Linked DNA regions of Mus musculus: regions 2 and 3 are each linked to region 1. A link is a loop called in an ENCODE intact Hi-C map of the cell type or tissue named here. Cell type or tissue: gastrocnemius. All regions are shown on one strand.

Region 1 (8,000 bases):
TGTAATAGAAGCCATTGGTTTTTGGTAATCCATTCTAAAGTGAGGGAAAAAAAATTGCTCAGTCAGTGACCTGCTGCAAGCACAGGCAAAACTGCTGTGTTACTGCTAGTCACTGTTTGGGGTAGGATTGCCTTTCTTTCTTCCCCAGCTATAGGCACCTCTACCGCACAGTCAGCATGTCACTCACTGGCTTAGGCACCTCTACCCCACAGTTAGCATGTCATTGGCTTTCTGCTGGACCTTCATTTCCCATCACAAGCCCTCCAGGGTTAAACATCCTTAGGACATAATTTTTGGGTTATAATTCTGTTCTTGAAATAAGGGACTTAAAAAACTGTTGCCACCTTGTACTACAGTTTAAGGCATTAATTTTAGATGCATGGCATTTCAGTGGTCTTCCATGTTGTTGAAGGATACAGTTGATTCTAGTAACCTACTTGCAAAGATGTAGACTAAGATACAGTGTCCACCGTGACATGTATGGGAGGAGCAGGTTAACGCTAACTGGGAAGAGCACATACTAGAGCTCGCAGTGTGAATTTTCAAGTTCAAAGTCCTAGGCAGGTACAGTGTTTGATGCCTGTGATCCTAGGCCCCAAAACAGGCTAGGCTGGCTACACGGTAGATCCTGCCTCAGAGTCCCTCAAAGTTTAGTTCTAACTTTGGTTTTATAGGCTTCAAAAGTGGCTTTACCACCGCCATCCCCCACCCCCACCCCCGTCTGAATTGAGTAGTCACTAGCTAGCTGCTATTGAGGCAGGGGGGCATCTAGACCTCAGTCCGAGTGTTCAGTGGAGGAGTCCGAGAGAGTGGGATTGTGCACAGCCTGCCTAGGGGGTCCTGGTTCTGCAGTGTACCCGTGTCTCAGGTTGTACCATCAGAGCCCACATTCCCTCTGCTTAGGCATGAAGCACCATGAGGTCTGCAAGGAGGGACAAGGTCTCACTGTGCCGTCCAGGACTTGGACTTTTTATGCCTCAGCTTTGTGTGTCAGGATTACAGGTGTGAGCCAGCACCTGTCCCTGTACCTCTGAAGACATGAGTGACTCCAGGCAAGTGTGCTGTCTGCCTCTGACCTAAGCCACAAGATGCATGTGTGTGGGATGTACAATGAGGCTGCCAGCAGCCACCTTGGAGTGGAGGGTGACCTTGAGTTCCCAATTCTGCCTCAGCCACTCCAGGACTGAAACAACACACCCCAATAATTTTTAATTACAAATTTAATTTAATTTCTACCCTCTGTTTTTTAAACTCTTAGTTACCCAGATATCCAGGGATGAGGATAGACTTCTATTTTTTATATACCCAAGTTGGTCTTGTTTTACATGTCATTTTTAACAGATTAGGCTAAAACCTGTTATAACCCTGTTAGGAAATGATACAAAGTGTCACCTCTCAAAGAGGACCAATGGTTTGGGTACTGTGCACCTTGCACCCTGTACTCTGGATGGATAGACATTGACTGGTCATTTCTTCTCAGCAGGACAGGAGCACCAGAGGATCGAGTTTGGTGTAGATGAAGTCATCGAACCTAGTGAGGGGCTGCCGCCAACTCCTAGCTACAGTATTTCAAGCACCTTGAACCCCCAGGCACCCGAATTTATCCTTGGTTGTACGACTTCTAAAAAGATCCCTGAAGCCGTTGAAAAAGATGAGACCTACAGCTCCATTGACCAGTACCCCGCCTCGGCCTTGGCTCTGGAAAGCAACTCTAACGCAGAGGCTGAGACCCTGGAGAACGACAGTGGTGCCGGCGGCCTTGGTCAGAGGGAACGGAAAAAGAAGAAGAAGCGGCCCCCTGGGTACTACAGTTATTTGAAAGATGGCGGTGAGGACAGTGCTTCCCCAGCCACCCTGGTCAACGGCCATGCCACCTCAGTGGGCACGAGCGGCGAGGCTGTGGAGGACGCCGAGTTCATGGACGTGCTTCCTCCAGTCATGCCCAGGACTTGTGACAGCCCTCAGAATCCTGTGGACTTCATCAGTGGCCCTGTCCCTGACAGTCCGTTCCCCAGGACACTAGGAGGCGATGCCAGGACTGCAGGGCTGTGTGAGGGCTGCCATGAAGCTGACTTTGAGCAGCCCTGCCTCCCTGCAGACAGCCTGCTAAGGACAGCTGGGACGCAGCCCTACGTTGGCACCGATACTACTGAGAACTTCGCAGTTGCTAATGGGAAAATACTTGAATCCCCGGGCGAGGACACTGCTGCCAACGGGGCAGAACTGCACACCGACGAGGGTGCAGACCTGGACCCTGCGAAGCCGGAGAGCCAGTCACCTCCTGCCGAAAGTGCGCTCTCTGCCTCTGGCGCCATCCCCATTAGCCAGCCTGCAAAGTCCTGGGCTAGTCTCTTTCATGATTCTAAGCCCTCTGCCTCCTCACCCATGGCGTATGTGGAAACTAAGTGTTCCCCCCCTGTCCCATCCCCCCTGGCCTCTGAAAAACAGATGGAAGTCAAAGAAGGGCTTGTTCCAGTGTCAGAGGATCCTGTAGCCATAAAGATTGCAGGTACAGTTAAAGGACAGGCTGAGTGGGCCTGGGAGCCGGCTGTTGGTACCCAGTGGTGGTAGCCGACCGGTGTGCAAACAGTAGTAAAGGACTTGTATGTGTCAGTGTTATCCAGTAGTCAAACGGTGTGTGTAAGGAGGAAGATGGAGGGAGAGGGTGCCGTGCCTTTCTGTAAGCAGGGAAGACCCATGTCTGCTATGACTGTTGTGACAAACTCCATGTCCATTCCTCGGTGCCATTACTGTTGTCATGTACGGCACACATGCCCTGTGCTGTAGCTAGGGTGTCCATCAGGTCTAGTGAGCCTTCTCAGCTCACACTCACGGTGTACGCTCTTTCTATATCTACAGAAGAAGGTACTCTAAAAATAATGCATCACCCCCCATCTTCCTTCCTTTAGTGACTTTGGGTTCAGTGATGGATTTCATTGAGAATCATAGCCACAGAGTAAGGGCAGAAGTCAGGCAGGCGCCGGATGTGTGGTGCAGAAGCAGGTCTTCAGGTCCCAGCTCCTGAGACAGCTGCAGCGGGCCCCTGGAGTGCTCAGCGTCCCTGCAGACATTAAGGCGTATCCTCTTGATGGTTGGGGTGACAAGTAGAGGAGTTTAATCACATTGGAAACACAGCCCTGTAATTCCAGAGCTCCGGAGGCAGAGGCAGGAAGAGCTGCAGTTTAAAGTCAGCCTGGCTTCAGTAGCAAGACCCTGTCTTAAAAGAAGCCAAAACAAAGATGGTAACGTTTTAGGCTGTATGTGATAATACTGTTCTGAATATTCTTAGTGTTCTAAGGTCTCTTCAAATGAGAAAATTGATGAAATTTTTATTTTTATTGTTTTAGGCTTCATATGTTGGTCTTTGATATAACATCTTATCATGTAGCCTAGGCTGGTCTTGTACTCGCTTCTAGCCCAGGCTGTATTCAAAGTGGATTTTTTTCCTGCTCTCACCTCCTGATGAGGTGCTGGGATCACAGGGTTCGCCGCTGTGCTCTGTGGGGGTCGTTATTTATTATTTTTGACTTTTATGTATATGGGTCTTTGCCTTCATGTATGTCCAGGCAACACTTGTTCCAGAAGATGCCAGAAGAAATCATCAAATTCCCTCCAACTAGAGTTGTAGTCTGTTGTAAACCCTTGTGTGGGTGCTGGAGATTTAACCCGGCTCTTCTGGAATAGTAGCTGGTACTGTTCAAGTAAAGTGGTTTTCTTCTCTACAGTACCCCACCAGTACCTTTTTCCTTTTTTTTTTTAATTAAAATTTTATTTTATTTTATGTGTGTTTTGCCTGCATGTGCGCCATGTGGGTGCTAGGAATTGACCCACATCTAGAAGAGCAACAAGTGCACTCACCTCGGAGCCACCTCTCCAGCCCATTTTTCTTTTCAGTTTCACTTTGTATCGCATGCCTTTCACAGACTGTAAAGTTTTACTGCCAGTCTCCCAGGGGCTGGGATTCTACATGCATTGCTCCACCCCTCCGCCTCCCGCCCGCCCACCCGCCCCATTTAATAGATATGGGTATATTTCTTCTACCATGCACTGGGTGCAGGACTGGGAGATGGCTCAGTACACGAGAGCCCTTGTTATGCAAGCCTGAGCATCTGCGTTTGATTCTCTGTCATACCTGTAAGAAAGCTCTGGCCTGTGACGCTGTCACTGGGCTCAGAGACAGGGAGATCCTAGGAGCTTGCTGGCAGCAACCTAAGCTAGAGGATGATCTCTGGCTTCTGTGCCAGCCGGAAAATCGTAACAGCACAAGGAGCACTAGTTTTAACCAGGCAGGTCTGAAGGATGGGAGACACTCACTCTGCTGTTTACTTCAGTCACTCAGTGCATATTGGCCCTTTGTGGGTAGTAAGCTCAAGATAGCGAGTGTGTAGCCCTGGCTGTCCTGGAACTCAATCTGTAGACCAGGCTGGCCTCAAATTCAGAGATCCTCCTGCCTCTGCCCCCTGAGTGCTGGGACTGAAGGTGTGCCCCACCACTGCTCACCTATATTGGCCATTTTTAGTAGGAGTAACTGAATCAGGAAATCAGTGGAAGGAAACTTGAGAACCATGGAACTGGCATACTGCTGACGGGAGAAGAATGTCTGCACCACTCTCGGGAGTAAGTGAGCAGCGAGGTGCTCAGGGCTGACTGCCCAGGGCTTGCCAAGAGGCAGCAGTCTGGGGGCAAAGGGCAGGGCATGGAGCTTCTCCTGAAGTATCAGCATAGAGACGCTAAGGTGCTGAGCCGTTTCTCCAGCCCCAAGAACAATGGAGTAATTTTTAGGGAAAGAAAAACCTAGGTCTCTCTTCTCTACCTGCCTGTAAAGAGTTACCCTGCACTTGAGAATTCTACCAGAAGGCAGCAGTTTGAGCACTGCTTGCAGCAGTTGTCTGTCCTGTCTGCTGCACTGTCTGTGTCCCAGGTCTGCTTGCGTGCAGGTTTTGAACAGACCACTGGGTGGCGCTAAGAGACAGGCTCACTATCTTGGAAAATGGAACCTGCTGGTTCTAGAAGAGGACCATGCAGAAATGAGCCTTGAACATGTGGTTTCCCAGTTGGGAAGGAGTTGATTAGAGCTGGCTTCAGATTGGATTGCATTCTCCTGTGTCACCTGTGGGAGCCCCCAGGCTGTTGAGGTCACTCTGGTCCACAGAGGTTTGTTCTAGGGCTTAGCGCAACCCGCTTACCCAATTCCCTTTTGAAAAGGAATTAGCTCTGTCACATGTGGTGCTGGGTTCTTTTTTACACTGATGCAGCACACCCACACCACTAGTCTTACGGTGTGTGTGTTTTCACGTATGTGTGAGTGGGTGTGCATGCTTGCCAAAGGCATCTCGTGGTGTCAGAGTCAGCTTTTAGGGAGCAAGGTCTTACTTTCACCTATCTTGTCTTTAAAGCAGTGTCTTTTGTTTCTGCCACTTCACTGCATACTGTACCCAGGTCAGGTACCCACAAATTTGGGGAGATTCTCGCCTTAGCCTGCAGTCTCTCTGTAGCCCTGGAACTAACTTGCTGTGTAGTGATCATGAACTCCTGATGCCCACCGTTGCCTCCGAAGTGCCGGGATTACAGGCAAGCGTCATCACATAGGTCTCTCATTTTTTAAAAATGTGGCCCAGTCAGTGCCCGTGCCAAAGCAGGTGTGAATATCATGGTACCCCACCCCTTCCGACCTTCAACTGACGCAAGAAGGCTTTGCCTTCACTAGGAAAACAGAATTTTCTCCGCCCATGTGGCTCTAACTCCTGGGCCAGGCATCCCACTGAGCAGTGTACACTGGCTTCCACCTTCTTACCCAGATCTCTGGCTTGCTTCTTCATATTGATACCATTAGTCTGCACCCTGAACCTGAAGGTTGTGCGTGACCGTGGGAGTATTGGGACTGCAGCACGCTGATACCTATGTGTAAGTCGCCATTCAGTGTTCATACTTCCTGCTGTCCTTTATGTTACTCCGGATAGACAGACACCTTTCCCCCACTGCCTATTTTCTGATGTCTGCGCCTCCAGTCATCTAGCTGTTCTCTTGGTATATCTGTAGGTGAAGCATACTCCCCAGACTCTTTTACAGTCTGTGGTGCTGTCCGGGACAGTGAGCCCTTCATTACCTGTCTGAGCTGGCCTGGAGCGGGGCTAGTTGCAGGCTTGGGTGCACGCGGGATGCATTAGCTGTTCTTACAGAGGTCAGCCATGGTAGGAAGACCTAGCTTCTAATTCTGTAAAAGCTTGCCACACCGTTGATGGCTGCTGTAGAGCCTGTGGTGTTGCTTTGGGGTGTGTTTTTGTTTGAACACACAGGTTTGGAGGTTACTGTGATCATTGCTGTACTATGGATCCTTGTTTAGCCCAAGAACAGGTGGCAGAAGGCAGTGGGAGGGGGAAAGAGGGCGTCCCGCCTTACATAATATTTAAAAACATTTCTTCCTTAGACTTATTTGTTCCTTCTGTGCTTGCAAGCATGTTTGTGTGTATGTACAAGTGTGTGTGCTTGTGAGGTCAGGCTGTGGAAGTTGGTTGTGTTTCTACCACAAGGGGCTGTGAACTCAGATCATCAGGCCTGGCAGCAAGTGCTAGGAACGGCTGAGCCCACCAGGTAGACCCACAGTTGTATCTGGCTCAGTGCTGTGACTTCAGTTTTCTCATCTGTAAGAGGAGGTGTCAGAGTCCCTTTTTGGCAGAGTTATGACTATGCAGTTGAGTGTTACTGGACAGCTCCAGGACTGGTGGGAGCTGTCAGCATGCGTCTTCCTGTCTTAGATCTGCACACCTTTCACTAAGGGGCTGCTCTCAGTGGCTGTGTCTGGTGCTTCTCTGGAGCCTGTAATGGTTTAGTTTCTCAGATAAAGTGATCTATGGGAGCCACATCAAGCCACCCACTGTGCTTCCTCAGCTTACAGCTTTCTTAAAGCTGTAAAAAAGTGGTTTCCGGGGTGTCAGGAGAGAAGCCCCACCCACTTCTGAATGGAGTGAGGAGTTAGTGGACCAATGGCTGATCTCACTTCCATGATTGGCAGGAGCTGCTGCTGTCACTTAATACTCGGCCATTGAGCGCCCACTGTGGTCTGCCGGGTTTTCTGGGAGCCCGGTGGCACACTCCTGCCCCACAGTCCCTTTGAAGCTGGTATCCAGAGGACTTAGCAGCTGGTGAAGCATGCTGTCAGCCTTGGTGGGGATGCCAGTGTCTTCCACCTCCGCTCTCTGCTGCTAGCTATTGTGTCGGTGTCTCTGGCCATGGAGCGTCCTAGTGTAAACTGAGAGGATAACTGTAAATGTTGATGTTCAAGACAACTGCCCCCCACCCCTGCACCCCAACTTAGTAACAAAGCGGTGCTAAGTGAAGGCTTTCGGAGGACACGCTCTTCTGAAGGACTCTCAGCACTTCAGAAACGCCGTGCATGGATTCTGACTGCAATGTTAATGTCTTCATTTGCTTCTTCACTCTTGCAGAGTTATTGGAGACTGTAACCCTAATACATAAGCCAGTGTCATTGCAACCCCGTGGGCTGATCAATAAAGGAAACTGGTGCTACATTAATGCCGTATCCTTCCTGGCTGCCAACCCTGCGCCTGGCCACCATGCCCACTCTCCCGTCTGGGTGTGTTTGATTGCCGCAGCGTCCCCAGGGCTGCCGGCCTGCGCTCTGAGCACGGAGACTGGGCCATCACTCTGCCTGCCTCATGGTCGGTGGTACTCTGGAGCCTCTCCGCCCTCTGTCCGAGGATTGATCTGTTGGCTTATGAAGGGTAGAGTCGGGCATGTTCTATTCTCATTGGAGTGGTGGTAGACAGTAGGACAGAATGGCCGCGTAGAACTAGAGGCTTTGCTCTAACTAGTGGGAGTGTTTTGTTCAGCTAGCTAGGCTCTTGAGTGTCCTGCAGCCGGCCGACAGAGAGAGGATCCTTACATGGCCTTTACAAGGCAGCTGTCTTCTCATGTGGTTTACTCCTCTTTGTGTTTACATATCCACGTAGCTGAGTGTCCTTGGCTTATCTTTTTTTTTT
Region 2 (8,000 bases), 57 kb after region 1:
GCTTGGGAACTCACAATGTAGCCCGTGCTGGCTTCTGTCCTCTTATTCCTTGGATTATAGTTGTATCACTACCACTGTGACTGGCTCTTTTTTTTTTTTTTTTTTTTTTTTCTTGTGCTGAGGATGAAACAAGGCATCTTGTGTGCAAGGCCAGTGCGCCTGCCACTACCGAGTCACTCCCCAGCTCGTCACTGGGGGTTCTAGGCAGGTGCCTCTGAGTTGCATACCCCCACTCTCTGTAGTGCATGTTTTCCTTCGCATACTTCGACAGACATCTTGCCCTACAACACGCCCCCCCCCCAACCCCACCTGGGGCCAGGCACCTAGAGATGCTAAGATCACCCTTACATCATGACAAGCCTTGTGGCATACTCTGTTGTGCTGGTCACATTTGTCATCTGGTACAGCACCTTCCTCTGAACCTACAGTGGGGCCCAGCTGTACTGCTTAGTGCTTTAGAGTAGGGCACACACCCCTAATTCTGGTGCTAGAGACGGAGGCAGGAGGATCAAGAATTCAAGGTGATCCTCAACCATGTGATGAAGTCAAGGCTCGCTTGCTCTGTGTGAGATCCTGCCCCAGTTGTGCGTGTGGTTCTGTGGATGTGTGTGCAGAGGAGACAGCAGGTCACACGGTCATTGGATGTGTAACGGTGAGAAAGCTGGCTCCATCATCTTCCGTGAGGTTGGCTTGAGCCGGGCTTTCACCCGGCAGGCAGGGAGTTCTTCCGTGGTGGGTATGGACAGACGCTATTGCCTAGAGTTTTGTGGCAGGGCTGACGTCTTGTCCTGAGTCACAGAAACCCACTGAGAATCATGTCTGAGACATTGCCTTGGGGCAGCACTGCTCTGTCTCCGACCCCTAGCTTGCAACTGTGGCACTTTCGGGCAGCCCCCCGCCCCCCTTTCCAGGCCATGAGGACATGATGATCCAGCCAGAAGGAGGTTTGCCTGGCCTGCAGTGCTGCGTCAGCTTAGGAAAAAGCCACAAAATCGGGGTGGGGGTGGGGCGAGGGGGAGGTGGCTAGTGAGGGATTTTGCAACTTCTGACCCATCATTAAAAACAAACAAACAAAAAAATAATACATTCTTACAAACTATGAAAGCCCACACTTTTCAATCCAGGTTCTGGAAGGTGTCATGTGTTGATGCTGAGTGGTAACATCCCAGAACAAAAGGCCCCCGTGCTTCTGTTTTGCTTGTAGGGCAGAGATCCCAGAGCTAGCCCTGTCCCTAGGCAGAAAGAATCCAACTTGTTCTTAAGGACTGGAGCTGGCCTCAAGCTGGTGTCTTCTGACCCTTCATGGAGTGGGCCCAGGACACCAGACCCCAGCTTTCTCAAAGAGAAAGGGAAAGTGGCTGCGGGAGCTGATGACCGCCCTAGGCAGAACTCCAATAGGCCTGCAGTAGGAATGGCCAGGGTGAAGGGTCAGCCCAGGGTGGCGGGGTCTATCTTGCAGTAATGGGTTGCACCACTAAGCAACTACTATCTAGGAACAAGTCCTGAAGGAGATGGAGGCTTTTGCTTCTAGAATAAGTTGTGTTGCCGGGGTGAGGGGACCCAGGGGCCTTGAGGATCTGAACACTACTTATGGAATTTTCTGGAGTCCTGTGCTTACAGGGTAGGAAAAGCGTCCGGTAGGGTCATCTAAGCCCCACACCATGCCACGTCCTGACCTCCTTTGCCGTAGAAGAGCAAGCCCTCTGTAACTGACCTCTGTGGCCACTTACGTTTGCTCTGATTTTATTCCCAGTGGCTCTTCATATTAAGTTCTCAGAGTCCTCATGAGGGGCAGAAATAAAATGACTTGAAAAAAAATAAATTTCTCGGAATACTCAATGCAATCCCTTCTGTATAAAATGCGAAGTGCATGCTGGTAGAGACAGGTGGTTAGGCTAAGCTCTGGATGTGCTGGGGTCTGGGGAAAGTTGAGGAAAGCAGAGGAAGGTGACTCAGCTGGAAGAACACTTGCCTAGTGTGCGCTCGGAGCCCTGGGTTCCATCCCCAGCACCCCATAAACAGGGCATGGTAGCACACACCCCTAATCCTAGTGCTAGAGACTGAGGCAGGAGGCACAGGAATTCAAGGTGATCCTCACCACAGAATGAGGTCAAGGCTCCCTTGCTCTGTGTGAGATCCTGCCCCAGGCAATCAGATACAACAAACCCAAGGTGTGGAATGACACGATGGCAGGCGGGCTCTTGAAAGCAGGGATTCCCTAAGTGTGGTCCCCAGACTAGCAGCAACCCTGTGGCTTCAACAGAAACACAAGTGACCAGGCGCCATCTGAACCAGGAAGTACAACTGGCACCCTGTTCTTCTCTTCTAAATAGATACTGCTATGTAGCCAAGGCTGCCCTCAAATCTGCCGATCCTCCTGCCTTTGGAGGAGCTCTGTGGTGGAAATGTCCCTGTAACCGCGAGCCAAGGAGCAGGGTGTTTGGGGCCAGGGTTACCCTTAGCTGTACAGCATGTGTGAGCCCTGCTTTAGTAGCAACCAATAAGCCAAAACCCAAACTTTCCCTGGGAAGCGCACGTCACCTGGTAGCACTCTGCACAGGGCTGATTCCAGATACTCTGGGACCCTCGTGAGTGTCACAAAGATCCCATTCTGGAGCATGTGTAGTGCCTCTGAGTGACAAGGACCTTGCTGGGTGCATCTACTGACCTGCTCTGAAGCCAGCTCTGCACCAACCATGAGCCGCTCCAGCTGTAGGGCTGTGGAGACAGCTCAGGTGACAAAGTGCCTGTTGTACAAGCCCAGTGACCCAAGACCAATCCCTAGAGCCCACGTAAAGATGCTGGGTGTGGCTGTGCTTCCAGCATTGTGACCTGCTGTCCAGCAAACCTAACTGAATCTGCAAATCACAGGCCAGTGAGAAACCATTTTAAAAATGTAAATAAATAAATAAATAAATAAATAAGGATATGACTCCTGAAGAGCATCAACACACACACACATACACTCACTCACACACAAAGACACACACAGAGACACACACACACACAGAGATTCAGGCACACACAGAGACTCACATATACACACAAAGAAGATATATATATATATATATATATATATATATATATATACACATATATACAATATATTATATATATTATACATACACAGACAACACACATAAACACATATACAGGGATAAGCACACAGACACACACAAAGAGACTCAGGCACACATAGAGAGATTCACATAGACACACACCACATACACACTGACACACACAGACATACAGAGACACACACAGACACACACAAACACACACAGACACAGATACACATACAGACACACACACATAGACACATACACACACACAGACACACATAGACACACACACATAGACATACACATACACATAGACACATACACACAGACACACACACATAGACACATATACACACAGACACACATAGACACACACACAGACACATACACACAGACACACACAGACACAGATACACACACAGACACACACACAGACACATACAACACACACAGACACACACACATAGACACATACACACACAGACACACATAGACACACACAGACACATACACACAGACACAGATACACACACAGACACACACACATAGACACATACAACACACACAGACACACACACATAGACACATACACACACATAGACACATACACACACACATAGACACATACACACACACATAGACACATAGACACATGCACACGGACACACACAGACACAGATACACACACAGACACACACACAAACACACACAGACACTCAACACATAGACACACACACAGACACACACACGTAGAAACACAGACACACACACAGATATAAACACACAGACACACACACATAGACACATACAAAGAGACTCAAGCACACACAGAGACTCACATACCACATACACACTGACACACACACATAGACACAGACACATGCACACATAAACACACACAGAGACACAAAGAACACAGACACACACCACATACACATTGACACACACAGAGACACACATAGATACACACAGACACACACAGACACAGAGACACACACAGACACACACACAGACACACACACATAGACACATACACACAGACACACACACAAACACCCACAGACACTCACACATAGACACACATACAGACACAACACGTAGTCACACATACACACACACAGACATACACATACAGACACACACACACATGGACACAGACACATGCATACATAAATACAGAGAGACACAAAGAACACAGACACACACATACACACATACACACACACACACACACACACACACACACACACACACACACACACACACACACACAGCTCCCTACACATCCTAGCTGTCCTCCTCCGTGGCTGAACACACTATTTATTTCCAGGACCTTGGCAGCCTGGCTAGCACCAAGAGATATTTTCATCAGGGCCTTGGCAGTGTGGGACAAAGTGCCCTGCCAGCTTGGGGATGGACCCGGCCCTGTCTGGGTTCCACGCTTCCCGGCTGGCCCTTATCTGGACTCTTTCCTCTTGGTTTACTTTGCAGGGGTGTTGGGGTCAGTCTCAGCCTAGAAACTCTTGAGGGGCTAGACTCGGATGGGTGCGGTTCTCTCCTGTGTGCCGGCCTAGTTTTTGAGGGGCCGTTCATGCCTCTTGTAATTCATCTTTCAAACAGTCTGAGATATTTTCATCTTAAAATAAACCTAGTTTTCACTGAAGCTCAACACCTAAGAGAGGGGAGAGCATCACTCACCCGCTGTCAGGTAAATCTCCTCCCAGATGAGACTCCTGAGCCCAGCCAGCCTACAGAGGTCCCCCGGGCCCTCCCGCCGCCCCACCCTCAGCGTAACCATTTCCAGACTTCTAAAGGTGCAGGCCAGGTTTAAACTTCACATGAAGGAACTGTGTGTGTTTAATCCTCAGAGTCTGGCTGGCTTTGGGCCACACGCAAAGGTGAGGTTCTGCCTGCCTGCTGACCATGGATGGGCTTTTAAAGTTAAACCAGACCTCAGCCAGTGCTTGCTTCCTACAGAGGATCCTTTGCACTGGAGAGAAAGGAGAGCGCCTTATAGCTGCCTTCCAAACCCCTGGCTACCTGGCCCTGGCTGCCTGTGATCCTGGCTCCTTTTCTATGTTTGACTTTAGGACATGCAGGTGGGATTCCCTCCACACCTTCACCCTTCATTCACCCCAAACACAGGGGTCCTGGCCTCACCTCTGCAGGGGCCTTTTCCAGCCTAACTCCCAGCAACAATGTTAACTGGGAAAAACCTCCCTTCATGGGCAGGATCTCAGGACTTGCTTTCTCCGTGGAGCCCGACAGAGAAGACCCCATATCTAGTTCCCAGCTCGGCCATGTTGATGCTATTCTACCTTCCTAGGGGGCATCATATTGGGGCTGTCCTGGTTGCCCCCATTTCTCAGAACAAAGGTCATCTTGGATTCCAAATTCACTCAGAAGGCAAAGGGAAAGAGGTACTGTGGACACTGGTCAGATAGGCAGCAGCAGATCCTGTGGTCTTTACACCTGTCCCAGCCCCGCCCTACAGTGTCCCTGAGGAACTAGAACTGTGGCAGGTAGCTTTCCATAGAGGATGGGATTTGAACCCAGGCCCGACTCAGACACGTTCCTACACTGCTTATGACTGTGGCACCAGTCATTTCCTTATCCAGAGTTTGATGGGAACGGTTGCCATGGAAACCTTCCCACATCAGCAGAACAAGGTCAGGCCTCGGAGTTCCGCATGGGTTATTTCTAAGAAAACATTAATTTGTTATCCAAGCACTTAATTTGTCCTCTTTATTTATTTTTAACATGTTATCTTGACTTGCATGGAACATGCTTGGTTTTAGCACGAAGTGATTTACATGTTTATTGATTGAGTATACTTTTTGTCCAGAACTAGTCTAGCTTAGTATTTTAGGCCTTTGATCCCATCTCCTGGAAAGACTGGGGCAGGAAGATCATGAGTTCAAGGACAGCCTAGGTGTCTTATTGAGACCCTGGTTCAAAATAAAAAGTAATAAGAAGATATTGCTTAATGGTAAAGCCCTTGGCTAACATGAAAGAGTTCTTGTATTTGTTAAGCATCTGACTTTGTTCCACGAGTCCCCTAAGGACCGTGTCTCTTGCTGGAGGCACAGAGGACACCTGATTCTGTAAGACAGAGACCACGGAGGGCCAGCACCTAGATGTGGGGAGTTGGAGTGACGGTGGGGTGGCCAGCAGGGATAGAGCCAGTCTCTTACCTCCCTTGGGTCTGACCTTGATCCTGTCAAAAAGCAGACAGGATCCAGCCAGGAGGGGAGACGCCACCGCCCGCTGTCTGCTGCTCACCCAGGCGTCTGTAACGGGATGTTCCCTGCCCAGCCTGGATCACTGAGATCTGCTTGGGGGTTGGGGTTGGGGTGGGGGTGGGGGTGTCCCTCCTCCCAGCCACACTTCATTCCCGGGATTTCTGGGTGGTTTGTGGGTATGACTCTGATCTGTCCTTGGCTTCTTGCTCAGACTTCAGCTCTCCCTTGTTAGATTTGAGGAGAAGCGAGCTGGGAAAGCCCTCGGCTGTGTTGGAAGTCAGTGGCTGTCCAGAGAGCAGGCCTCCGGGTTGTGTCGTCTCATCGATGTGGGGCAGTGGAGCAGAGGTGCTGCCTGGGTAAGGTGGACAGATGGGAGACTGGAGTATAAGGAGTAAATTTGTCCCTTCCCCTCAGGCCTTCTCTATGACCGTGACCAGGCTGTTTACTATCTTTGTTTGCTGTCCTCTATTTCCTCATCTGTGAAATGGGGCTAATAAAATCAGTGAACCCATCTGTTGTGCAGATGATGACACAGGAGATTCCAGGAATGAAGGGACCGGTACATTGCTGGGCCATCCCCATTTGTCACGCCTTGGCCAAGTCATCAATGGGGATACGGATGTGGACTCATTAGCCTTTGGTATGCCAGGGCTGATAGCTCAATTTTCTTATAGGTCACAAACCGGAAAGCAGAACCTCTGTGGAGGCTAAATCATACAACCTTGAAGAAAGGAAGTCACATTTAAATGGAAGGCAGCCTAGTCCTATGGCTGAGACCCTGAGACCTTTCAAACGGCTTCTCACTCTGTGCCTCGGGGTGGCTGATGGCCAGTGGGCAATTGCAGTGGTTTTTCCTACAGACACTGTGTTTAGTGGCTTCACATGGGTTGGTGGCTTGGAGTTGGCCACAGTGGGATGTGTAGGCCAAGGGAAAGGGTGAGCAATACAGAACAGGCTGTGTGCTCGGGTGTCGGTCACCCAACTCCCAGCACATAAGGAAACCCATTGTGGTGAGCACAGTGACCAGACCCAGTGCTGGGGGCCAGCTCCTGGACAGTCAGGCCTGTGACACAGAGGAAAGGGGGCCCCATAGGAGATGACCTTCTTCTCTATTCACAGTTGGCTGGGTGTTTCCCAGCCAGAGGGTTAGCAACGACCCTCCAGCCCGATGTCCTGGAACCTCCTTCTCCAGAAAGCCAAGAGGCCCAGGCTAAAGGATCACTAAAGGGTCACTGAGTCCAGTGTCCTGGGACTCCTTTCCCCCAAGTTCCAGGTGCTTAACCGGATTTTTAAGTTCTATACAACTCAGGCCAAGTCAAGGCTTTGAACTAAGAGCTGCAGGGGGGAGTATCCTATCAGCTCCATGCCCTAGTCCCAGACCCTGTCTTTTTTGCTTGTTTGTTTGAGATGGGGTCTCAAGTAGCTCAGGCTAGCCTCAAGCTCACTATGTAGCAGAGGATAGCCCCAAGCTTCTGATCCTTCTGCCTTCACCTCCCAAGTGCATCTTCAGGCTGTGGATGGAATGGAGGGCTTTGTATATGCTACACATTCTACTGACGGAGCTGAGTTCCAGCCCCCCAGTTCCAGCCTTCGAAACCATGTTGCAGTGTGGTCCTCCATCACTCAGAACTGTAGAGCTTAGAGCACCCCCACCCCACGTGCGTGCGGAGAGAAGCTGAATGCTTTTGTCTGAGGC
Region 3 (8,000 bases), 140 kb after region 1:
CTGCAGAGACCAGAAGAGGGTGCTGGATTCCCTGGAACTGAAGTGAGCCTCCACGTGGGTGCTGGAAATTGAACTTTGGCCTTCGAGAAAAGCATCTAAGAGAGATGGCTCTTAGCTGATGAGCCATCTCTCTAGCCCCTGCTCCCTAGGTTATCACTTTAAAATGGCTGCTCTTATACCATGTGAACTTCACTCCAGTTATTTAAAAAAACAAACATGCTGAGACCTCCTGTCCTGGGAGATTCTGTCTAGGGACAACAGGACAGGGAAGCTATGATCTAGATCCCTCAATTGCAGATCTTAGTGACCAAGGGGAGGTACTAACACTTTGGGGGCAGATCAGGGTCTCGATCACCATTGTCCAGCCTGAGCCAGAGGTGACTGGGGTCACATGGGGACTGCCACGCCTCGTTCCTCGGCTGTGTGAGGATGGGGAGGAAGGTAGAAATGGAAAAGTACCTCTGCTCCCGAGGAGGAACCGGGCAGGGCTGTGGTTTGAGATCTACAGGGCCTTTGCCAGAGTGAGATGCTCTCTGGGAGACCATAAACATCAGCTCTGCTGGCATGTGTTGTAAGGGGATTCGGTTTTGTTTAGTTGGTGAAATTCTGATTTACTTTTTAAAAACCCACAAAACCCCTTGACAGATCCATCTTAAATGAGGACACCAGGCTACCCAGGAAAGCTGAGTTCACAAAGGCTGAGCTGGACCTCAGGTATGGGCTGTAGAAAACCCCTCAGCCATCACTGGTTCTGGTTTCTTGAGAGTCGGCTGTGTGCCGGGGGCAGGAGGGGATCCCCTTAATTGTGTGTGCCTTCTTGTTTCTGACCTCCAAGCCCTGCCAGGACAGGAGCTCCCTTGTGTCATTTTACAAAGGAAGGCATTTTTGGCACAGAGAAGCAGAGGCGCTTACTCTGAATCACACGGCCAGGGAGTGGCAGATAGGCAAGCAGGTTTGTTCATTTCAGGCTGCAGAGATCTGCTGCCTTGCACCCAGGAACTGCTGGAGCCATTGTTTCTGACCAAACGCGGCTCCTGAAACACAGATCCCAGCCCAGGAGGTCAGGGTGGCCTTTCACGCCTGGCAGAGCCTGTGCTGCCAACCTAGGGGTCCCAGGGGGAGAAAAATGGAGAAATGCATCCTAGAAGGGAGAAACAGTGAGCTTGTTCACGTTAAGAGGTGGGTGGCTGATAGCTTGGTACAGGAGACTCTCCAGGTAGGTGCAGTGCAGTGCGGAGGGAGAGGAGACAGGGAAACCCCTACAGCTCTCAGTAGGAACCTGCCTGCCTGCAAGGGAGGAGGGAAGGGGAAGAGGGAGGGAGGAAAGCCCCAAGGGCTCCTGTTTGCACTACTCATGCATCCTAGTGGGGTGACACAGCTGACTGGAGATGTTTTGTCCCTGGGGTAGGGGGCCAAGGTCCCACCAGGAACTCTTCAGCTCAGGAAGCCTGGCTGGGGCCAGCCTCCAAGGTCACCCAGTGAGCCTCAGGGTCTCCCACAGGTAGAGCCCTGGGGATAGCCACTTATTCCTACAGGCACTCCCTCCATTCCCTACCCCACCACCATGGGCTCGGTACCAATAAAACGAATGTCTCAGCACTTCTGTCTTGGGAGACTTTCCCAGCTCTTTCTTTTTTGGGGGGAAGGGGGGTTCAAGACAGGGTTTCTCTGCATAGTTCTGGCTGTCCTGGAACTCACTCTGTACACCAGGCTGGCCTCGAACTCAGATATCCACCTGCCTCTGCTTCCCAAGTGCTGGGATTAAAGGCGTGCGCCACCACTGCCCGGCATGACTTTACCAGTGTTCTGAGGTCCCAACTAGCCCAGATCCCACACTGATGGGTGGACTGCCACTCGCTTGCCTCTGCTTCAGGACCCTAACACACACTGCAGCCACAGCCTAAGGGCTCTGCCTTTGGCCCTCAAAGCTCTTCCTGCCTCACACTGAGGACCCCGCTGAGGTACCCACTCCCACCACCCGTCTCACTTCTCCATGTAACCTCTTCTTTTAGTGTCTCGACAAGCCTGTATTCTTTATTTCGTGTCCGTTCGTGGGTTTGCCTGCATGTGTGTCTGTGTGAAGGCGGCAGACCCACGTGGATGCTGGGAACTGAACCCAGGTCCTCTGGAGAGCAGTCAGTGTTCTTAGCCCCTGAGCCATCTCTCCAGCACCCCCTCCCCCTTAAAAAAGATCTTAAGATTTATTTCATTTTACATGGATGCATACATGTGTGAGAACCTGACTTCTGTGGAAGCTAGCAGTGGGCATTGTGTCCCCTGGACCTGGAGTTATGCATGGTCGTGAGCTATCATGTGGGGGTCTGGGAACCAAGCCCAGGCCCTCCCTCCACAAGAGCACAAATATTCTTAACTACTGAGCCATCTTTCTGGCCCCTCCCCCACTGTTCTAAAGCTTTCTTTATTTTTACTTCCTGTGTATGAATGCTTAGCCTGCTTGTATGTGTATGCACCATGTGCGTGCTCGGTGTCCGAGGAAGCCAGAAGAGGCCATTAGATTCCCTGGAACTGTAGTTACAGATAGTGGTGAAGCACACATGGGTGTTGGGACTTGAACCCAGGTCCTCTGAAAGTGCAGCCAGTGCTCTTAAACTGCTAAGCCAAGTGGCCTCTCTGCAGGCCTGCTTTAGTTAAGAGGACTTGCGACTCTCTAGAGGACCCCAGGGGAATCTCAGCCTCCATGTCAGCCCGGTAAGTTCATCTCTAAGGATCCCACACATACTCTGGTCTCTGCAGGCACCCCCACACACGACACTCATCCACACAGACACCTACATAAACACATTTTTGTTTTTTGGTTTTTTTTTTTTTCGAGACAGGGTTTCTCTGTATAGCTCTGGCTGTCCTGGAACTCACTCTGTAGACCAGGCTGGCCTCGAACTCAGAAATCCGCCTGCCTCTGCCTCCCGAGTGCTGGGATTAAAGGCGTGCGCCACCATGCCCGGCATGAACACATTTTTTAAAAAGAGAAAGCTTTAGCCGGATGTGGGGCGCACACCTTTAGTCCCAGCACTCGGGAGAGAGGAGGCGGATTTATGAGGCCAGCCTGGTCTACAAAGTGAGTTCCAGGACAGCCAGGGCTATACAGAGAAATCCTGTCTCGGAAGAAAAAGAAAAAGAAAAAAGAAAAAAAAAAAAGAAAAAGAAAAAGAAAAAGAAAAAGAAAGAAAGAGAGCCAGGCGTGGTGGTGCACGCCTTTAATCCCAGCACTCGGGAGGCAGAGGCAGGTGGATTTCTGAGTTCGAGGCCAGCTTGGTCTACAAAGTGAGTTCCAGGACAGCCAGGGCTATAGAGAAACCCTGTCTCGAAAAAATCAAGAAAGAAAGAAAGAAAGAAAGAAAGAGAGGGAGGGAGGGAGGGAGGGAGGGAGGGAGGGAGGGAGGGAGGAAGGAAGGAAGGAAGGAAGGAAGAAAGAAAGAAAGAAAGAAAGAAAGAAAGAAAGAAAGAAAGAAAGAAAGAAAGAAAGAAAGAAAGAAAGAAAGAAAAAAGAAAGCTTTGAGGGGCCCCTGCGCAGAATGCAAGTACTCGCTGTCTCCCGGCGCCCCCTGGTGGCCACCACCTAGCTCTGTAGAACCCACTTTCTTTGCTTCCTGCTTGTTCTGCAGAGGCTGGGATGGACCCACCCTTCCTTTAAATGATTGTACATTTACTTATGTGGGAGGGAGGCACGTACACACGTCACAGCACGTGTGTAGAGGTCAGAGGACAATTACTGTCGGTTCTATCAGGTAGTTCCGAGGGATCAAACTCACGTCATCAGACCTGGGGGCAGGTGCTTTTATCTACAGACCCACCTCTCACGGCTTCATCTTGCTTTTGAAGCAGGGTCCCTCATTGTCCTGAGGCTTACCTGAGTAGATGAGGCTGGGGGGCCAGCAGGCCTCGGGGATCCACCTCCCCATTGCTGAGACTTCCTCTGGGTACCATTACGGCCAGCGGGGCTTTTTTGTTTTAACACGGGTTCTTGTTTTTTTACCAACTGAGCCATGTTTTCAGTGAGCGCCACGGTCCTACTTGTGTCCTGAGCAGTGTCTAGAATGATGCCTTCAACCCGACAGGGCATGCTGGGAAGACATTGAGCCTGCGGTCTTGGCTATGCTACCTCTCATGGAGTAGGGAACCCTCCCTCCTGTAGTTTCTGAATGAAGTGGCTTGGGAGGACTTGGTTAAAAGATGTCAGGCACCAGGGCTCTGCTCCTTGACATAGAGGGGGGAGGCGGTTTACTCTGGAAATTGAGGGTCTTCATTGCCCACTGGCCCCTCGGCGTCCTACTCCAGGACTTGAGGAAGACCAGCAGCGGCAGCCAGAAAGTGTAGGACTGAAGAAGGAAACAGAGGACAAGGACGAAGCCAAGGCCTGTGCTGGTGCTACCTCGACAGCGGACCCCAGATGCCCTGCCCTGTGGCACAGAACACTATAAGCTCTGGGGTCTGAAAACTGTCACAAGCCCCAAAAAGACATCTGAAAAGATGTTTCGGACAATGGTAACCCCAGCACCTGAAGGATGGAGGCAGGAGCCTGGGCCACACTGGAATTCTTAGCTGCCTTGGGCTCGGGGTAGTGCACATCTTAATTTCAGCACTGGGAGGCAGAGGTTGGTGGGTCTGTGAGTTTGGGCCCAGCCTAATCGACAAGTTCGGGCCAGCCAGGGTAACAAAGTAACACCCTGTCTAAAGACGATTAACAAAACGCATGAGAAGAGCTGGAAGGCAGAGCTGAGGGGGTTCTGGAAGATGACAAAAGAAAATAAGGTTGCGGAGGAGGGGCAGGCAATGGTGAGTATAGGCGGCCCCAAACTTGACTCACAAGCCAGAGGGAAGAAAGCAGAGGCAGGTGTGCTCTTAGACATTTCCCAGGACCAAGTCGGGTAGAGAAAGACCCCCAGGGGGCCAGCACAGGACAGGGCAAGCAAAGTTCAAGGTCACTATGTAGGTGGAGCCCTTGGAGAGCTGCAGAGGGGGCTGGTAGGTAAGTGGGCTGAGGATTTGGGGACAACATAGCCCCAAGATGGCTGTTTTACAGCCATCTTTTCTCTTTTGCTTTTTCAAGATAGGTTTCCTCTGTGTAGCCCTGGATACCCTGGAACTTGCTCTGTAGACCAGGCTTGCCTCCAACTCACAGAGATCAGCCTGCCTCTGCCTCCCAAGTGCACCACTACCACCACCAGTTACAGGGATCTGGATGGTGTGACTCTCAAGCAGATTGAATCCAGGAGTCTGGGGACAGCTGGCTGTACCAGGAGAGGTGTCCAGAGGTAAAAAAAGGGTGGGGCAGAGGACAAGGTGACCTGACCAAGGGAAGCTAGGTCCCACTTAGCCATAGACCTCTCATCTTGAGTAACAAAATATCCACTCTGTCTAAACTGCACAATGAAGGTGTGTACTACCAAGGAGAGGGACATAGGTAGCCAGTCCCAAGCTACCAGAAGTAAAGCAATGCAGCCACCTGTGATCTGTGTGGGTGCATCCCTACAGCCTCCTCTATAGCCTCCTAGACTTTCTAGAAAGCCACCTGAGCAGCTAGGAGACTGGCCCTGATGCCTTTCCCACAGCCCAGACTGCCCGCCCCTCCGATCTAAGCAGCCACAAGGCTGTGGGCTCACCACTCACCTTTAGTCTTTGTCCCTGGGCTCAGGCAGGCTCAGAGCTGCACTGGGGCCATGGCACCCCCCCCCCAACACACACACAAGGTGGTATGGGTACATCTCCCCTGCCCCAACCCAAGGCTGTGCAGATGAAGAGGCCATTTTGGGTTCCTTCTCATGCAAAGGTGGGTTTTTTTGTTGTTGTTTTTGCTTTTTCTTTTTTAAAATAATGTGTATGTAGGTACTTGTAGAGGCCAGAGAAGGGTGTCCAGTCTCCTAGGGCCAGATTTAGGATGGCCATAAGCCACCTTATGTGAATGCTGGGAGGTCATGGTCAATTTGTTTACTTTAGGGAGAAAACTGGATGCCTGAGGCTCTTCAGGGTTTGTTTTGTTTTAGAGACAGAATCTCTCTATGTAGCTCTTAATGTTCTTGGACTCATTATGTAGACCAGTCTAGCTTCAAGCTCTAAGAGATCCACCTGCCTCTGCCTCCCCAGTACTGATTTGCTCCTGTGTTTGAGACAGACTCCGTCAGTTGACAGACTAGCTGCCAAGGTGTGACAACACATCCCTGGGTTCTAGCCTCTGCGCTGAAGGAGGTCAGCAGCTCGTGTGCTTAGAGCCAGTTTTATTTTAAAGCACATTTTAAAAATTCCCTAGTTAATTAAGGGAAAGTTAAGGGGTCTTAGGGCATCATCTACCCAGGTGACACTAGGAGTTGTACCCAGATGCCTAGGTCCCCTCACAGGCACACAACAGCTCCTGGAAAAGCAAGGCAGGTCACCCAGGAAGAAGAGGGCTGCAGGAGGGTGAGAACTGTGGACGGGTTACTTTATTTCATATAAAATCACACTGAGGAATTGAAAAGTCAAGTATACTCAGCTTGGGTTCACCGCACAGACTCCACACTGGAGGGTGAGACCGCCAGAGCCTACATGCCCAGACACGTGTGCAAAGGAACGCAGAGACAATCTGAGGCCTCGATGTCCCTCTGCAGGGACTTGGGCCCCAGAGATTGCTCGCTGCATGAGGGCTCGGCTCAGGTCCCTGGGGGTCACCTCAGTAGCACAGGAGCCCAGATGAGGGCAGGGCACAAGCAACTGACACCGAAAGAACAGTCATGGTGTCCCAGGGACAGAAAGGCAGCTGGTCCCAGAAGGGAAACACTGGTGTCTGCATGGGAGAAGACTCTCAGGAAGTCCCCAGACTCTGTCAGACTGCTCTCACCCAGCAGCAAAGCAACAACCAGCGGTTAAGGCAAATCCCCTGAGGGGAGCTGTTTGTGTACTGACGGGATTCTAAGCCCGCACCAAGGCTCCACTGACTGCGGTGCCATGGGTAGAGAAATAGTCACATATCACCACTCTGACAGCTCAGGCACCAGGCTGTCTCACCCTGCAGCACCTGCCCCAAGGGGCCCTAGGTGGCTTCTCACGCTGAGCTCCTCATGGCCCCTGCCCCAAAGCGCTGGGCCTCAGCATGGGCTACCACTCTCCCTGTTGAGAGACTGTTGCAGTTGCAGTTTGGCTGGAACAACAAAACCTCAGCTCCACGCCCTCAAACACTAAATTTTCAGTGAAATAAAAGCAGGAGGCCGGGCCCATGCACAGGCATGCCTGTTCTTTGGATCTGGACACTGTAGGATACATTCATAGTAGGCCAGCAAGGGCCAGCAGTGCGTCCCACTTCCCTGAAACACTGGAGTCTGAAAGACAGCTTGTCTACCACATACGTGCCTCAACGACACTGCTGACTCTGACACATGCTCACACACACACACACACACACACCACACAGACACACAAGGATGAGCACACACAGACTTGCTGGAAGGGTCAAAGGATGCCCGTTCCGGGGCAGCAGGGAGTGTTCTGGAAGCTGCTTTCACTGTTCAGTGCTGGGTGTCAGAGGCCTCCAAGGCAGAGTCTCTGTGGAACCCCTTCTTTCGGGTAAGGGGGTGCGCTGGGGATGGGCCAGCAGGACTCCCAGCGCTGCTGTGCTGGCTTTCTTCATGACTGAGAAGCAACTCCACCCGTGGGTGCCCACGCGACATCCCAAGGGTCAGGATGGTGAGACGATGGCCTCCCGGGACTGCATGCTTCTCCTGGCAGTACACAAGAGAAATGACAAGTGCCTGTGGCCTGTGGTCCATGAAGCCGCTCATGGCCCCGTCAGCTGGCCCGCTCCATCTGCCCACAAGGCTGCTGTGCACGCAGGCCACTGAGCACGGATGTCTGCAGACATTCCCACCCTGAAGGCTCAGACAGAGAACTCGGGGCCTCCTTTCCTGGTCCTCATCTGCAGCCGCCTGAGTCGGAAGCCAACGAAGGGGTTCATCCAGAGGAGGGAGGGAGGGCCCCCGAAGACAGACTTCATTCCTTCCCACCGCAGCCTG

Evidence for each region. Peaks named below come from ENCODE experiments on the same cell type or tissue, not always from the same donor. Only the 100,000 strongest peaks of a DNase experiment are listed, where the experiment ranks them.
Region 2: a loop joins it to region 1, with 2.2 times the contacts of the local background. A loop is called at or near these places in 7 of 42 quality-filtered maps.
Region 3: it touches region 1 in a loop (7-fold over the local background); 27 of 42 quality-filtered maps call a loop at or near these places.

Annotation. Positions count from the first base shown.
Region 1 is chr8:119,939,630-119,947,629 of GRCm38, forward strand. It overlaps Usp10 (ubiquitin specific peptidase 10), which reads left to right. Exons shown (of 14, transcript NM_009462.2): 4 at 1,481-2,509; 5 at 7,446-7,537. Among named protein-coding and RNA genes, the nearest start is that of Usp10, 33 kb to the left of the region's middle. In gastrocnemius, a CTCF peak has its summit at 4,958 (motif pointing right); DNase peaks (open chromatin) are centred at 2,078, 4,207, 4,684 and 4,966; H3K27ac peaks cover 1,281 bases.
Region 2 is chr8:119,996,192-120,004,191 of GRCm38, forward strand. All of the region lies in intron 1 of Crispld2 (cysteine-rich secretory protein LCCL domain containing 2), which reads left to right. Among named protein-coding and RNA genes, the nearest start is that of Crispld2, 7.8 kb to the left of the region's middle. In gastrocnemius, no CTCF peak of the experiment used is centred here; a DNase peak (open chromatin) is centred at 4,484; H3K4me3 peaks cover 279 bases; H3K27ac peaks cover 4,262 bases.
Region 3 is chr8:120,074,676-120,082,675 of GRCm38, forward strand. Zdhhc7 (zinc finger, DHHC domain containing 7) reads right to left here. Exons shown (of 8, transcript NM_133967.3): 8 at 6,420-8,000. The coding sequence ends at 7,865. Among named protein-coding and RNA genes, the nearest start is that of Zdhhc7, 23 kb to the right of the region's middle. In gastrocnemius, CTCF peaks have their summits at 36 (motif pointing right) and 3,593 (motif pointing left); a DNase peak (open chromatin) is centred at 3,564.